Linked DNA regions of Homo sapiens: region 2 is linked to region 1. Evidence: read pairs that join two places in POLR2A ChIA-PET (ENCODE). Cell type or tissue: HepG2. All regions are shown on one strand. Links, peaks and the distances in the headings refer to the core of each region. The heading gives the core; the rest is flanking DNA.

Region 1 (7,689 bases), core at 900-4,899:
AATCAAGAGTGCAGGTCATGTTCTAGTAACAGACTAATAGAATTGCAATGTGATGCGAGTAAGGTGCAATTAGAAGTAACAGTGTTAAAGTTTGGCAGGGGCCTGAGAGCTTTTTTCCCTCCTGACACCAAATAAATGGTATCTTTTCCAACAACACTTCTCTAACTCTCTGACATCAACTATGTGTCCTACAATTCTGACACTAACTACCCAGAATTAGGATCAGATTCCACAGATTCAAGGGCTCAGTCCTACAAGATTGCCCTCATTTCTGATGCCAGTTGCAAGTATTAGGCCCCCAGATTAGTCAGGCATTCTCCCAATACTTCCTCAGACTTGATAATTTACTAGAATGACTCATAGAACCCAGGAAAATGCTACACTTACTAGTAGTTTATTCTAAAGGATACAAATGAACAAGCGATACATAGGGGGAGGTCTAGAAGGGTCCTGAGTGCAGGCTTTATCCCTTTGGAGTTGGGATGTACCATCCTTCTAGCACGTGGATGTGTTCACCGACTTAGAAGCTCCCTAAACCCCAGAGGCATTATCGATGGCCAAGCTTTTCTTTTGTCCCATATCGATGCCAGGGGTGGTGTGGCTGGCTGCCCTGGGTCCATCACGTTCCTCAGTGGGACCCCTATGGCCAAGGGATTTAGAGTCAGAAGACTTACAGCCAATTCAATGTTTTAGGCCAAATGGGAATGGAGGTGGGCAGGCGCTCAGAAAACTCCTTTAATTAAGCAACATAAGAGACCAAAACCAAAAGCCAAAAAACCAGGTTACAAAATTGACTTGTTTATATCGATAGTGCCTCTGGCATATGTTGACCATAAAAGGAATATGAACTAAAAAAATAAAATCCTAAGCCTCCCGACAGACTGAATGGACCCGCTCTTGGCCAAACGGGATCCCCAAAACCCTGAAAATCTATCAGGGTATGGCAGGAAGTGGGCATTGGACACACCTCATTGTGCCCACCCCCCGCCCTTTGGAATTTAGGCACAAGTGACCACCACTAACATTAAAATAGAGATTATAAGACCGACAAAACCGACTCTTGTAACAACAAAATACCAAATTATAAACAGGACCTAAGACCATGCAGGCAGGGGTTAAGTGATACATGCCTACACTTAAAGAGTAAGCTGGCCGGGTGCGGTGGCTCACGCCTGTAATCCCAGCACTTTGGGAGGCCGAGGCCGGTGGATCACGAGGTCAGGAGATCGAGATCATCTTGGCTAACACAGTGAAACCCCGTCTCTACAAAAAAAAAAAAATACAAAAAGCCGGGTGTGGTGGCGGGCGCCTGTAGTCCCAGCTACTCTGGAGGCTGAGGCAGGAGAATGGCATGAACCCAGGAAGCGGAGCTTGCAGTGACCCGAGATCGCGCCACTGCACTCCAGCCTGGGTGACAGAGCAAGGCTCCGTCTCAAAAAAAAAAAAAAAAAAAAAATAGTAAGCTGTGTTCTAGCTGCTACAAGGGTTTTCTTTTTCCCTAACAGTTAGACAAGCACTGGCCTCAAACTCACTGGCCCCCAGCCCCTGTTCCATCAGCCATAACTACAGATTTAATTAACACGAGACTGACTTTAATAATTTTCACCTGATAGAAGACCACGGACTATGGGCTAGTTCTAGCTGGTTTACAGAAATTGCACACTTGCGTGCCTTTCTGCCCTGAAAAGACCTTTTAATGTATAGGACCTAATTGTAATACGTTTAAATATTAAGTCTCCACCACAAAATAACATGGGTCATATGTTACATGCATATTTGTTGAATGCACATGGGTCAGGACCACCTTCATGAATATTCCTAGCCCCTCCTGCAACCTGTTAAATATGTAAGTTCAGCCAACATGTTGTCATATTCCCACAGGACCTCCAAGCACGATTGATAGGGGAGAATGTGCACTATAATTAAGACTGAGTGGTATGTGTACATCCTAGATAATTCTGGAAACAAATCCTCAGCCCTATGAGACATGCATAAGCAAATTAATGCTATGTCTTATCCCACAATGTCCTAAGTCAGTGGCTCTCCTCATGGTTTGGATCAGGCCCCTCTTGGTGAAAAAAAGTTGCTCATAATTTTAGCCATGATTATAGGGCTAGGTTTATTCTGCTGCTGTAGACTCTATTGCAGTTACACACTCACCATGATGCTCTAGCAGATCTCTTCCTTAAGCCCATGGACTCACAAATATTTTCCACTCCAAGTGGTGAGGTTCCATTCCACTGCACCTTAACTGCACCCCGTTTCAGCAGGAAGTACCTAGATGGAGCACATCACCCCCTTTCCATAGAAATGAAATGGAACTTGACAGTGGGGAGTTGTAACCAAGAGTGTCAGCTTTAAAATGTATTTTAAAGCCTTCCCACTAGCCTTAAAGTGTATTTAAAAGGTTTTTTTCCTTTTTTTTTCTCTCCTTCCCCCTGGACACTGCCTTATACCATGACCTTATGACCAACTTATACATGCTTATCTAACTGTATGCTTGCTTAGAAATTCCAGGGGCTGGCCGGGCGCGGTGACTCACGCCTATAATCCTAGCACTTTGGGAGGCCGAGGTGGGCAGATCACTGGAGATCAAGACCATCCTGGCTAACACCGTGAAACCCTGTCTCTACTAAAAATACAAAAAAAAAAAAAAATTAGCTGGGCGTGGTGGCGGGCGCCTGTAGTCCCAGCTGCTCTGGAGGCTGAGGCAGGAGAATGGCATGAACCCGGGAGGTAGATCTTGCAGTGAGCCGAGCTGAGATCGCACCACTGCACTCCAGCCTGGGGGACAGGGCAAAAAAAAAAAAAAAAAGAAAAGAAATTCCAGGGGCTAATCTTGAAACAGCCCAGGCCTGGAGACCCAGCTGCAGATTACCTCAAGGTGGTTAATCTACAACCTGGTCACAGTCGACATGGGACCAGCTAGTACTCCAGGTGGACAGTAACTCAAGATAGCCATCGGAACAAGACATGCAGACCTGTACTCTATACGATTCCTGCGTGTTTCCCACACCAGGTTTCCCTTTTATAAACCCCTTCAGTCAGCCTTAAAATTTGAGTTATCATTTTGAGACTCGAGTCCGGACATGTCCTCAACTGCTAGCATTTTATTAAAACTGCTTTCCTTTCACCACACTTGGCATCTCATGTATCTGGCTTTTCAAACTGTGAATAGCCAGACCTAAGTTCTGTTATAGGACAATACTTTCACAAGGAAAATGTGTTCCCTACTTTTAGGCAAACGAGAGGAGAGCAGAGGACACTTCCTGCATCTGTTGATTCTCAGTTGCCTTCAGCTCAAATAATCCTTATGCCGAAGTGGCATGTTTTTGGGTGGCATGACCTGAACCCCTTCAGTCCTTAGTAGTTTCTTAGCTTCTCAGAATCACAAATCTTTTTTTTTTTTTCCTTTCCTTTCCGAAATAGCCTGGCTCTTGCAAGTGAAAACCTTGCTTTCCAGATTATTGTTTCTACTGCACTCTTTTTTTTTTTTTTTTTTTTTTTGCCTTTGGTCTACTTTGAAAGTCAAAGCTAAGCAAAGACTTCTTTGTTCTCACCATTATTTGTGTTTTCCCTGAAGCAGTCAAGCTATAGGACAAGAATTACTGGGAATGAGAAGTGTGTTGGCTATTATTTTTAAGATTCTGTATTTTCACCTCAGAAAAAAAAATTATCCCACATTCTATAAATTTGGATCTCCCAGAGATAGAAAGACCACCCAGAGCGTAGAGCCTTCCGTCATCTCAGGGAGAATCCCTCTCCATTATGCATTTTCACTCCCGCTTTCAGCAAGACAAATTCCTCTTTGTTTCACGCACTTCAATTTAGCAAGCAAGCAACTTTTAGCGCTTGTGCAAGTAACCTTTGTATCTCACCCTCTACCCCGGGCAGCTTAGAAAAGACTTTTTTCCTTAACAGACAGTCATCTTAAAAGAATTCTAGAGTCAGCTATTAGAAAAACAAACAAACTTGTTCTCCACTTCCTTATACTCTACCTGTCTGCTCTCCTGTTTCAGTGAATAGAGGAGGCCTCAGAGCTTCATGGTGCTGGATACACCAGTACAGAGTTGTTGAAAGGAAGGAGTCTTCTTTACCTTTCTTAAGGTCTAAGTAACATTGTGAGTGAAAATATCATCAGGCAAAGAATTATCTGTGCATTATGTTAACTTAGTAAAATGTCCTTGCAGGCACAGAAAAACACAAAAGGTCTGGACAGCTTTTTAAAATAAGTAGATTTGTAAATCATTTAAAAGAGGTTGGAAAGTGAAGTCTGATGGGGCAATGGAACACACACTGGGGCTTGAGGCCTAGGTGTACGTGGTCCCTTCTCTTGCCTCTTAGGACCGGCTCTCAGCTGCCAGCTCTGCGACCTTTGTCACTACAGATCCCACCCACCTTTTTTTTTTTTTGAAACGGAGTCTCACTCTGTCACCCAGGCTGGAGTGCAGTGGCGTGATCTTGGCTCACTGCAACCTCCGCCTCCCGGGTTCAGGCGATTCTCCTGCCTAGGCCTCCTGAGTAGCTGGGACTACAGGTGTGCGCAACCACACCTGGCTAATTTTTTGTATTTTTAGTGGAGACCGGGTTTCACCATGTTAGCCAGGATGGTCTCGATCTCCTGACCTCGTGATCTGCCCCCCTCGGCTCCCAAAGTGCCACCCAGCTTCTTTCTCCCCACTCCTGCCTGGTGACCACTGCCAGCTTCCTCCCCTGGCAGGGGCCTGGGCACAAATTCACAGAGGTTGAGGTTGGGCATGTTGCCCAAGGGCATATTGGGTAAGGCATGGCAGGAGGTATTTTGCCCCAGGCTGATAGTGCTGTGGTGCATTAGGTGGGGATTGGCTGGGGTGAGCTGCTCACTCACCCCAATCCAGGTACTGAGCAGCTCTGACAGGTTGTAATCTCTGGGTAGTTACCCATTGCTCTGGGTTGGGAAGGCAGACACATGGGAAGAGGAGATTGGCTTTCCCACCCCCAGCCAGGACAGGGTGCATTATTGTGGCAGTGGACTGCAGGGTGGGCACAGGCACCTGTGAGGGTCTGCACTTGTCCAGCAAATGTACCTGTGCCCAAAGGTGTGTGACATTCAATAGCAAATTTAAAAAACCAGCATGATAGGTCCAAAGAGAGACTGCAGAAGAAAGGGAAATGCTTATATATTACTACCTTTAACAACACCTTTATTTTAAGGGGCCCCATATTTTCATTTTGCACTGGGCCCTGCAAATTAGGTAGCCAACTCTGCTTTCCACTATTTCACATCCCACATTCAGGGAATACAAGTCTCAATATAGAGGACTGTAGAGAGTAAAGGAGAATCAATATGGGTATACAGCCTTCTTACAGCACTGGGAGCAATATATTTGCAGGGTACCATCATTTTCATAAATTGCATTGCAGAGTACTTCAGATTTTTAAAAATAAATTCCCATCCAGCAATTACAGACATAAGAGATCCCACTTTAGTCCAGCATAGCCATACTACACACTGGCTTAGGACATTCATGGCCATCTCTAAATGAGGTCTAGGTAAGAAAGAAAATCTTGGAACACCCAAGTGGATAGTGAGAGGGATAACATTCTATGTACCCTTCAACCAACAAATAAATAATGTACCCTAATAGCTCTGTGTTGGGAGGGAGAAAGGATACAGCCTACGAAAATTATTATGAAAGTTCAGAGTTAAGAGCATGCAGTGGCTTTTCTTTGCAAAACAGAAACAACCTATAGAAAATATGCACTTTTCTTCATTAAGATGCAAAAATACATGGGCTCTATGAAGCAATGCTGAAGATACACATTCAGCAGACTGAGATGGTGAGTTAACCAAAATGAGCAACTTTCCAGGAAAGCAAAAATAGAGTATCAGAATTAAAGTCTTCATTGGAGATGGTAAGGAGCAAGATTAACATTGTAAAATGTTCAATTAGTAATTTTCATGATAAACTGGAAACAATTTCCCAGAATGCAGAAGATAAGGTTGAGAAAAGCAGGTTGGTTGGTTTCCTGTTTGAATATGAACTGGAGGAAGAGAGCAAAAGCCCCTTACTCAAGCTCTAGCTTACCTAACTCTCAGCCAATCAGTAACAAAAGATCCAAGAAGTTATCAAATGCAAGTTCTTAATGGAGGGGGCTAGGGACTTCCTCAGGGATCTGGAGACACTTCAACCCCTTCCTCCTTTTAATGCTAAAAATCTTGCCTGGGGTAGAGATTTATAATACTGAGGATGCATACAATGTATGAAGAAGTATGTTGAGCCACTGCACAAATGCTAGAAAGACTTATATACATGCCCTGATGTAATCCTTCCCTGTAGAAAGGCCCTATAAAACATACCCACACACTATCCTCAGGGATTAACCCATTCCCCTTTCCTTTCAGTGCTGACTCCCTTGTGCGCAAGCTGAATAAAACTCTTTTGTTGCTATGTTTGGTGATCTCTCTTGATTTCTATCATGGGAGAGCTCAAGAACCCAGGGCACCAGTAACAAGGTCACGGAATAAAAATGATGAGGTGACAGAAAGTAAACAACCCAAACTCTAAATTTGCAATAATCAAAATTAAATTCCATTATATGCTTGAACTGAAAATAGGAATAGGTAGTGGGAATACTAATTACTGAATAGCAGAGAATATCAATGGAGAGAGATTGTTCATTTTAAACTATCAAGACAGCTCACAAAGCATCCAGTCAGAAAAAGTTACACACACACACACACACGATCAGTTTGTCTTCAGGTTGCTTTGTAGCTCAAGTGATAGAAGAGACTGATGACTCTCCATAGATTTTAAGGGAGAAGAGTTGTAAGCAAATGATTTTATATCCACCCAGCTTGTTATTCTTGTGTAAAGGCAACAGAAAATTATTGTGTCTTATGCAAGAGTTCAGAGTTCAGCAATTTATCATATCACCCATGTAACCTACCTCAAATTAAAAAACAATATATAAACTCTAGCAGACTAAAAACTGAAAAACACAAGAAACTGTTAGCCTTGTAAAAAATGGCAGTTAGTTTTAAAACCATTTAAATATAGATATCTAATTGTAAGTATAGCTATAAAAGATATATAAAAATAAGAAATGTAAACTATAAAAATATGAAATAAGAAAAATAACTTGGAAAGGAAAAGCCCTTAAAATATAAGCTATGATGATGTTTTGGCAATATTGTCTGAGTATAGAAATCCCAGATTATGTTAACAAAGACCCAGAATGGACTGGGAAAATAAAAGCATGGTAATGTTTTTAACGAACATAGGGAGAGTGAAAAATGTCTAATACTTTGTTCTAGTATTAAGTTAAACCAAAACAGGCCGGGCATGGTGGCTCATACCTGTAATCCCGGCACTTTGGGAGGCCAAGGGGGGCAGATCACTTGGGGTCAGGAGTTCAAGACCAGCCTGGCCAACATGGTGAAACCCCATCTCAAGTAAAAATAGAAAAATTAGCTGGGCATGGTGATGCATGCCTGCAATCCTACCTACTTGGGAGGCTGAGGCAGGAGAATCTCCTGAACCCAGGAGGCAGAGGTTTCAGTGAGCTGAGATCACGCCATTGTACCCCAGCCTGGGTGACAGAGTGAGACTCGATCTAAAAAACAAACAAACAAACAAAACACCATATGCTGTTTACAGGAGACATATCTTAAGCAAAACGCCACACAACATTTTAAAGTAAAGAAAG
Region 2 (7,689 bases), core at 2,068-6,067, 1.2 Mb before region 1:
ATCTCCTGAATCTGCTCTTCTCTGCTTTAATTCTGTTACTTATTGTTCCTAAATGCAAACAACAGAAACCAACTATGGATAGTTTAAGCAGAAAACTAAATTTACTGAAATATTTTAGCTAGCTCACACTACCTTTGGAAAGATTTGAGAATGAAATTCGGGAACTTGTATCCAGTAACTCAACTGCAAATCAGGTTAAAAACCAACTCACTGGAGATACCATTGCCAGTATAACTGGTCCCAACAGTTCTAGTTTCAGGCACTGGATGCTCCTGCTAGAATCATTGCTATTTGTGCTTCTAGAAATGGGATAAAGCTGCTACTGCCTCCTGAGAATAAAGTCCTTATTTACCTCATTGGCTTCTGATTAAAAGTCTGACAAGAGTGGGTCTGATAGCAAATCCTAGAACACACATATACTGGAGTAAGAAAGACTCAAAGGTAAGAATCTAGCTTTTACAAAGATGTTCTCATCAGTTGGGGAATTCATCAACATAGGAAAGTTGTTCGAAGGTGCTCAGTGGCCAAAAAGAATAACAAATATATGCCACGGATTTTTCCTTAGGCATTATATGCTGCCAAATGGCTACCAGCAGCTCCAAAAGCCCCCCAGGTCCAACTCGTACAATGAGCGCATCTGTGCTTCTTCCTGCTGACCTGGCAAAACACTCGTTCCCCACTGGCTCTGACAACGTTTCATGCCCAAGTCTGAACAAATCACATGGTCAGGGGAATGTATGCCTTTGACTGGCCAGCACTGAATCACATGCCCACTCCTGGAGATGGAGACAGTGTTATCCCTACTTGAAGCATTTGAAGTACTTATTCTGAGAGCAGAGAATACAGCCCTCCAGAGAGAAACTGCTAGATAGTTTCCAAAAGAATGAATGGAAGAAAGAATAGGAGATGAGGAGGTGGGTAAAGGCAACAAATGTTTTTTACAAATATTTTGATATCCAACTTAACTTCTCAGTTCAACCAAGAAACGGAATCAAGTTTCTGGTCAGACCATGTGTTCTGATTTGGATGATCTTTGATTTGGTCATTCTAATAAAAATAATTGCAATAATAGTACTAAGAATGACACTTGTATGGTGCTAGGTTTCTCTAAGTTACATACATATAAGTTATATATATAGATAAAGTTATATATATAACTTAATTATGTTCTAACTAAATATATGTGTGTGTATATATATGTGTGTATATATGTATGTATACATATATATATATAAAATCTTCACAACCTTATGCTATATATTATTACCATCATTTTATAGATGAAAGGACTGAGACCCAGGATGTTAAATAATTTGATCAAGATCAGATCATTGGTTGAGTAGAGTAACTGGTATTTGAACCCAGGCAGTCTGACTTGAATCCATTCTCTTAACTATATAGTATAAATTCCAAAGAGAGTACATTACCTGTCACTGGTGATCTTTAAGAAGAATCTAGGTAATCGCTAAAGGGAGTTGTGAAAGATATTTTTCTATTTAAATCAAGATTGATGATATTTCTCTCCTCTCAGTTGGCTGAATGCAGAGAAGTGCCTTATGGAGAACCTACAATTACTCCCTGTGGCCCAGCAGTGTGGGTTCTGCTATCCGGGGGCAGGTCAGGCTGGGGGGACTGTATGACTCATGTTTCCCAGGCTGGCCCATGTGCTAATATGCTCTAGCTTCCTTCAAGGAAAGCTACTTCTGGATGTTTGTGGCCTGTCTGGGTGTTCGCAGTTATCCCCCACTCCAAAAATTCCCCTAGAATGCCTAAGCATTGGCCAGTGAATCCTCATCTCCACATTTCCAAGCAGCTTCTGTAGTCTGGGGCTGCTCAAAGATCTGCTGTGCATAGATAAAAAGGCTTTGCTAATCTGGTTGACCAGCCTCTCATTCCCCTCTCCTACATCCACGTGATGGCAAAGGAGGAGCCACAAATCCTTCCCAAACCTTGTACACAAATCTGTTAGTAACAATACAAATTGCACTTGAATGACAATCTACTACCAATTACATTAAACTGTCAGTTTCCACATTCACCTGTAGCAATTTTTACTTTTTCTGAACCATTCTCGTCATGTCAAATATTGAACCTGTGAGAGTAAAGTTATGTCCATATGCACTATGAGACGGGCATTGCTGACCTCTACCCAACAAATCATTGCACCTGCTTCTTCCAGCTGACAGAGCCCTGTTCTTGGGACAGGAACTGAAAATGTCAGATTCAGTTGTTTCAGCTATAAGTCCATTACTGGAAATCCTTGTTTTTTTGCAAAATTAGGCCCTAAAAATAACAGAGCTTATAGGAAAAAGAAGGGGTTGGGGGTTAAAGTAGACCTAAAAAAAAATAGTGGGTATTTCAGAATATAACTTGGACAACCCCAGGCAGGTAGTTAAGATAGCTAGAGCTACTCAGGATATAATAAAATGCATTAAAACAACATGGACTATTCATTTCTGGTTCATGTATTCACATATGGTTCATATATGTTATGCTTAAGAAGTCACTTTAAAAAGAGAAAGAAAGAAAGAACAATATGGAATGCATTCCAGAATTCTGAGACAGTGAGGCTGCTGATAGAGTCGGTATAGTGTCAGGCCTCTGAGCCCAAGCTAAGCCATTATATCCCCTGTGACCTGCACATATACATCTAGATGGCCTGAAGTAACTGAAGAATCACAAAAGAAGTGAAAATGGCCTGTTCCTGCCTTAACTGATGGCATTACCTTGTAAAATGCCTTCTCCTGGCTCATCCTGGCTCAAAAGCTCCCCTACTGAGCACCTTGTGTCCCCCACCCCTGCCCACCAGAGAACAACCCCCTTTGACTGTAATTTTCCTTTACCTACCCAAATCCTATAAAACGGCCCCACCCCTATCTCTCTTCGCTGACTCTCTTTTCAGACTCAGCCCACCTGCACTCAGGTGAAGTAAACAGCCTTGTTGTTCACACAAATCCTGTTTGGTGGTCTCTTCACACGGATGCAAGTGAAATATAGGAGGAAGTGCAACCCGCCACAGGCTTAGAGTTGTATGAGACTCAGGAGTAACAGGTGCCCTCACATAAGGGAGTGTCGGGAATAAGCATTCATTTTAAATTTTCTTTCACAAAGTTAAAAAAGTTTCCTGCCTGTACAGCTAAAGGCTTTTACTTTTCCTGCTAAACGTTATTATTAATTCTCTCTCCTGCTAGGCTGCTATATTCTGCTTTTTTGCTACACCAACACAACTTCCAGAGTATATCGACATAATTCCCCTATTTATCAATGCATGTCTGTGTACTAATTCATTTTCTGGAAATGGATGTGGCAGAACAGACTGTACCCCCTCTCCAAGCCTGCCTGCAGCAGGCAATGGCCATGTGACTTGGTTCTGACCAATGAAATAAATATAGGGAGACTGCTGAGAAAGCCTCAAGAAGAACCTCTTCCTTTCCTATTTTACATTTTGTCATATGAGGATATAATACTTGGAGCAACTGATGCCATTGTATAGCCATGGAGAGAGATACTGCTGCCACACTGATGGTGAAGAAGAGTAGGAGGAGAAGGAGGAGGAGGAGGAGGAGGGAAGGAGGAGGTGAAAAAGAAGAAAAGAGAAGAGAGGGAAGGGAAGGGAAGGGGAGGGAAAGGGAGGGAGGGAGGGCAGGGGAGGGGAGGGGAGGGAAGGGAAGAGGGGAAAAAAGGCAAGAAAAGAGGGGCCAGGTCCTTGATGACAGCATCGAGACACTGAAACAACCCTAGAACTATTTATCTCCAATTCAAACTTTTAAGCCACTTTTGGCTTTATTTTGTTTTATTTATTTTATTTTATTTTTAGAAAGACAGAACCTCACTCCATCACCCAGGCTGGAGTGCGTGATCATAACTCACTGCAGTCTTGAATTCCTGGGCTCAAGTGAGCCTCCCACCTCAGTCTCCCAACCTAGATAATTTTTTAATTTTTTGTGAAGACTGGAGTCTAGCCATGTTGCCTTGGCTGATCTTGAATTCCTGGCCTCAAGCGATCCTCCTGCCTTGGACTCCCAAAGCACTGAGATTACAGGCATGAGCCACTGTGCCAGGCAGGTCTTATTCCCTTTACCTGCAGCACGCCAATATCTCCTGCATTTCCTGTAGAGCACTATGAAAGGAAAATAAATCTTGGAATCTCAAAATAACTAAGCCAAGAGTAAAGTCAAGCTGGGAACTATGTTAGGCAGACCTGCCTCCCATTTTATTCCTAAATAAGATAGCTACAAAGATAAGAAGCTACATATCTCCCTTACAATTTGCCCACAGGAAATTCCTTGTGGACAAAGGACAGACAGAGCTCAAAATCATCCCTGTGAGGCTCACCTGAGACAAACGCATACCTGATTGCTTCCTCTGCCCTATTGTTTATGTAAAAATGCAGATTCACTAAGTCAGACTAGATTGTGCATTCAGTGGAAGGCTGATCAAGGACTCAAAAGAATGCAACCTTTTGTCTCTTATCTACTTCTAACCTGGAAGCCTTCACTTCAAGTTGTCCCACCTTCCCAGAATGAACCAATATACATCTTACACATATTGATTGATGTCTCATGTCTCCCTAAAATGTATAAAAGCAAACTGTACCCCTGGCCACCTCGGTCACATACTGTCAGGACTTCCTGAGGCTGTGTTACGGGTGTGTCCTTAACCTTGGCAAAATAAACTTTCTAAATTGACTGAGACCTGTCTCTGATATTTGGGGTTCACAGCACTCACAAATCTACTGTATTTGTTTCCTACGGGCCTGTAACAAAGTATCACAGACTGGGTGACTTAAAGAACAGAAATTTATTGTCTCACAGTTCTGGAGCCTGGAAGTCCAAGATCAAGGTGTGGGCAGGGTTAGTTCCTTCTGAGAGCTAAGAGAAAAGGATCTGTTCTAGCCTCTCTTCTTGGCTTGTAGATAGCGATCTTCTCTCTACGCCTGTTCATACCCAAATTTCCTCTTTTTGTATGAACACCAGTCATACTGCATTAGGGCCTACCCTAGTGACCTTATTTTAACTTGGTTACCTCTGTAAAGACCCTATCTCCAAATAAGGTCACATTTTGAGATACTTGGGGGAGAGGGCTTTAACATAAGAATTTGAAGGTGAGGGAGACATCATTTAACCCCAAACACCCACATAATACTCTGAGACCTGGACAAATGTATTCCCCTTTCACATACCTTTGTGAAATGTTAGTTATACAAGTCCACAATCCTTTATCTGAAGCCCTTGGGGCCAGAGGTGTTCGGGAGTTCAGAATTATCTTGATTTTTATAAAGATAATGATATTTATATATGTATATTACAGAAGAGTCTAGGGCAATACCCCATAATCAATCATATTGTAATCCAAAAATAAAATTCTAAGCCTCCCAACTGACTGAATGGATCCTTTCTCTCTGCCAAGGGCATTACGAAGTTAACCTGAAAAACTAGTTCAGACTATGATGGGAAGAGGGGACAGCCAAACATCCCTCATTATACTCTCCTCCCTTTGGAATTCAGGCACAACTGACCAGCATTAACATTAAAACAGAGATCTTAAGACTGACAAAATAGGCACTTTGTAGCAATAATATACCAAATTCCAACCTGACTCTAGTATCTCATCACATGACATATAGCAGGCCCTGAAAGAAATCTGAGTATTTTATCCCAAAATATATTTCTTTGACATATTTTGAAATGACCCTGCAAAGCTGTCTCCTACGGGAAAAATCTACATTGTATAGAGAATCCCCTTCCATTTCCAGGTCTTTTCCTGATCCAGGAGAGATTAATTAAGAGTTTGGTAACTTTTGGAGTCTAATAAGAGACATTTTCATCTATTCTTTCTGAAGGCTGCTACCTGGAGGCTTCATCTACATAGTAAGAAGCTTGGCCTCCAAAATCCCTTATCTTAACTCAGACATTCCTTTCTATTGATTCCAGTTCTTTAGCTAATAACTCTATCAACCAAGTGCTAGTCAGGAAACCTTTGAAGCTACCTATGACTTGAAAGCCTCTGCTTCAAGTTGTCCTCCCTTTCTGGACCAAGCCAACTTAGGCCTTATATATATTGATTGATGTCTGCCTGTAACTTCTGTCCCCCTAAAATGTACAAAATCAAGCTGTAATCCAACCACCTTGGGCACATGTTCTCAGGACCTCTTGAGACTGTGCCTCGGGCCTTGGTTATTCATATTTGGCTTAGAATAAATCCTTTCAAATATTTTACAAAGTTTGACTCTTTTTCATCCACAATGTTAACCTTATTGCAGTAAAACAAAGAAATATTCCCGCTACACAAGAGAAAGACTATGAAAACCTTCACAGTAATTCAGGTCAGGTTTTGCTATCAAATGAATTTTTAAAAATGTTTGTTTTCATGCTTTCATAATTTCAGAATTGTAGATAAGGGATTTTGGACCTGAATTGCCTACTCTCTGTCACTTGAAACCTTACTCAATTTCTAAGTTTGCCCAACCTTTCTTCCCTGAGCTTTTCCTCCTTCTCTCCTTTCTTCTATGACTAGTTGTTCCATTTCCTGTCTCCTTATCTTCTTTCCTTCCCAAGACTTTTAGAAGAACAGTTAATTTTTCGTTGATGCCCTTACCAATCTGCACAAGCAAATTTAAGTAGAAACATCTGTACATCCCTTATGTCAGGCCTCTGAGCCCAAGCCAAGCCATCGCGTCCCCTGTGACTTGCACGTATACACGCCCAGATGGCCTGAAGTAACTAAAGAATCACAAAAGAAGTGAATATGCCCTGCCCCACCTTAACTGATGACATTCCACCACAAAAGAAGTGTAAATGGCCGGTCCTTGCCTTAAGTGATGACATTACCTTGTGAAAGTCCTTTTCCTGGCTCATCCTGGCTCAAAAAGCACTCCCACTGAGCACCTTGCGACCCCCACTCCTACCCGCCAGAGAACAACCCCCTTTGACTGTAATTTTCCTTTACCTACCCAAATCCTATAAAACGGCCCCACCCCTATCTCCCTTCACTGACTCTCTTTTCGGACTCAGCCCACCTGCACCCAGGTGATTAAAAGCTTTATTGCTCACACAAAGCCTGTTTGGTGGTCTCTTCACACAGACGCGCATGAAATTTGGTGCCGTGACTTGGATCGGGGGACCTCCCTTGGGAGCTCAATCCCCTGTCCTCCTGTTCTTTGCTCGGTGAGAAAGATCCACCTACGACCTCAGGTCCTCAGACTGACCAGCCCAAGGAACATCTCACCAATTTTAAATCAGGTAAGCAGCCTCTTCTTACTCTCTTCTCCAACCTCTCTCACTGTCCCTCAACCACTTTCTCCTTTCCACTCTTCACTCTCCCTTCTCTTAATTTCAATTCCTTTCATTTTCTGGGAGAGACAAAGGAGACATGTTTTATCCGTGGACCGAAAACTCCGGCGCCGGTCACGGACTGGGAAGGCAGCCTTCCCTTGGTGTTTAATCAATGCAGGGACGCCTCTCTGATTATTCACCCACATTTCAAAGGTGTCAGACCACGCAGGGACGCCTGCCTTGGTCCTTCACCCTTAGCGGCAAGTCCCACTTTTCTGGGAAAGGGGCAAGTACCCCAACCCCTTCTCTCCTTGTCTCTACCCCTTCTCTGCTTTTCTGGGGGAGGGGCAAGTACCCCTCAACCCCTTCTCCTTCACCCTTAGCAGCAAGTCCCGCTTTTCTGGCGGAGGGGCAA

Evidence for each region. ChIA-PET counts read pairs that join two places held together with the same protein. Peaks named below come from ENCODE experiments on the same cell type or tissue, not always from the same donor. Only the 100,000 strongest peaks of a DNase experiment are listed, where the experiment ranks them.
Region 2: POLR2A ChIA-PET joins it to region 1 with 5 read pairs; 2 of 35 experiments call an interaction of 5 or more read pairs at or near these places.

Annotation. Positions count from the first base shown.
Region 1 is chr4:89,119,716-89,127,404 of GRCh38, forward strand. No RefSeq gene overlaps it. Among named protein-coding and RNA genes, the nearest start is that of TIGD2, 12 kb to the left of the region's middle. In HepG2, for the core only: no CTCF peak of the experiment used is centred there; DNase peaks (open chromatin) are centred at 2,516 and 3,876; H3K4me3 peaks cover 1,603 bases.
Region 2 is chr4:87,915,160-87,922,848 of GRCh38, forward strand. No RefSeq gene overlaps it. Among named protein-coding and RNA genes, the nearest start is that of SPP1, 57 kb to the right of the region's middle. RefSeq lists silencers at 4,198-4,492, 4,718-5,012 and enhancers at 6,548-7,075, 7,076-7,602. In HepG2, for the core only: no CTCF peak of the experiment used is centred there; no DNase peak of the experiment used is centred there.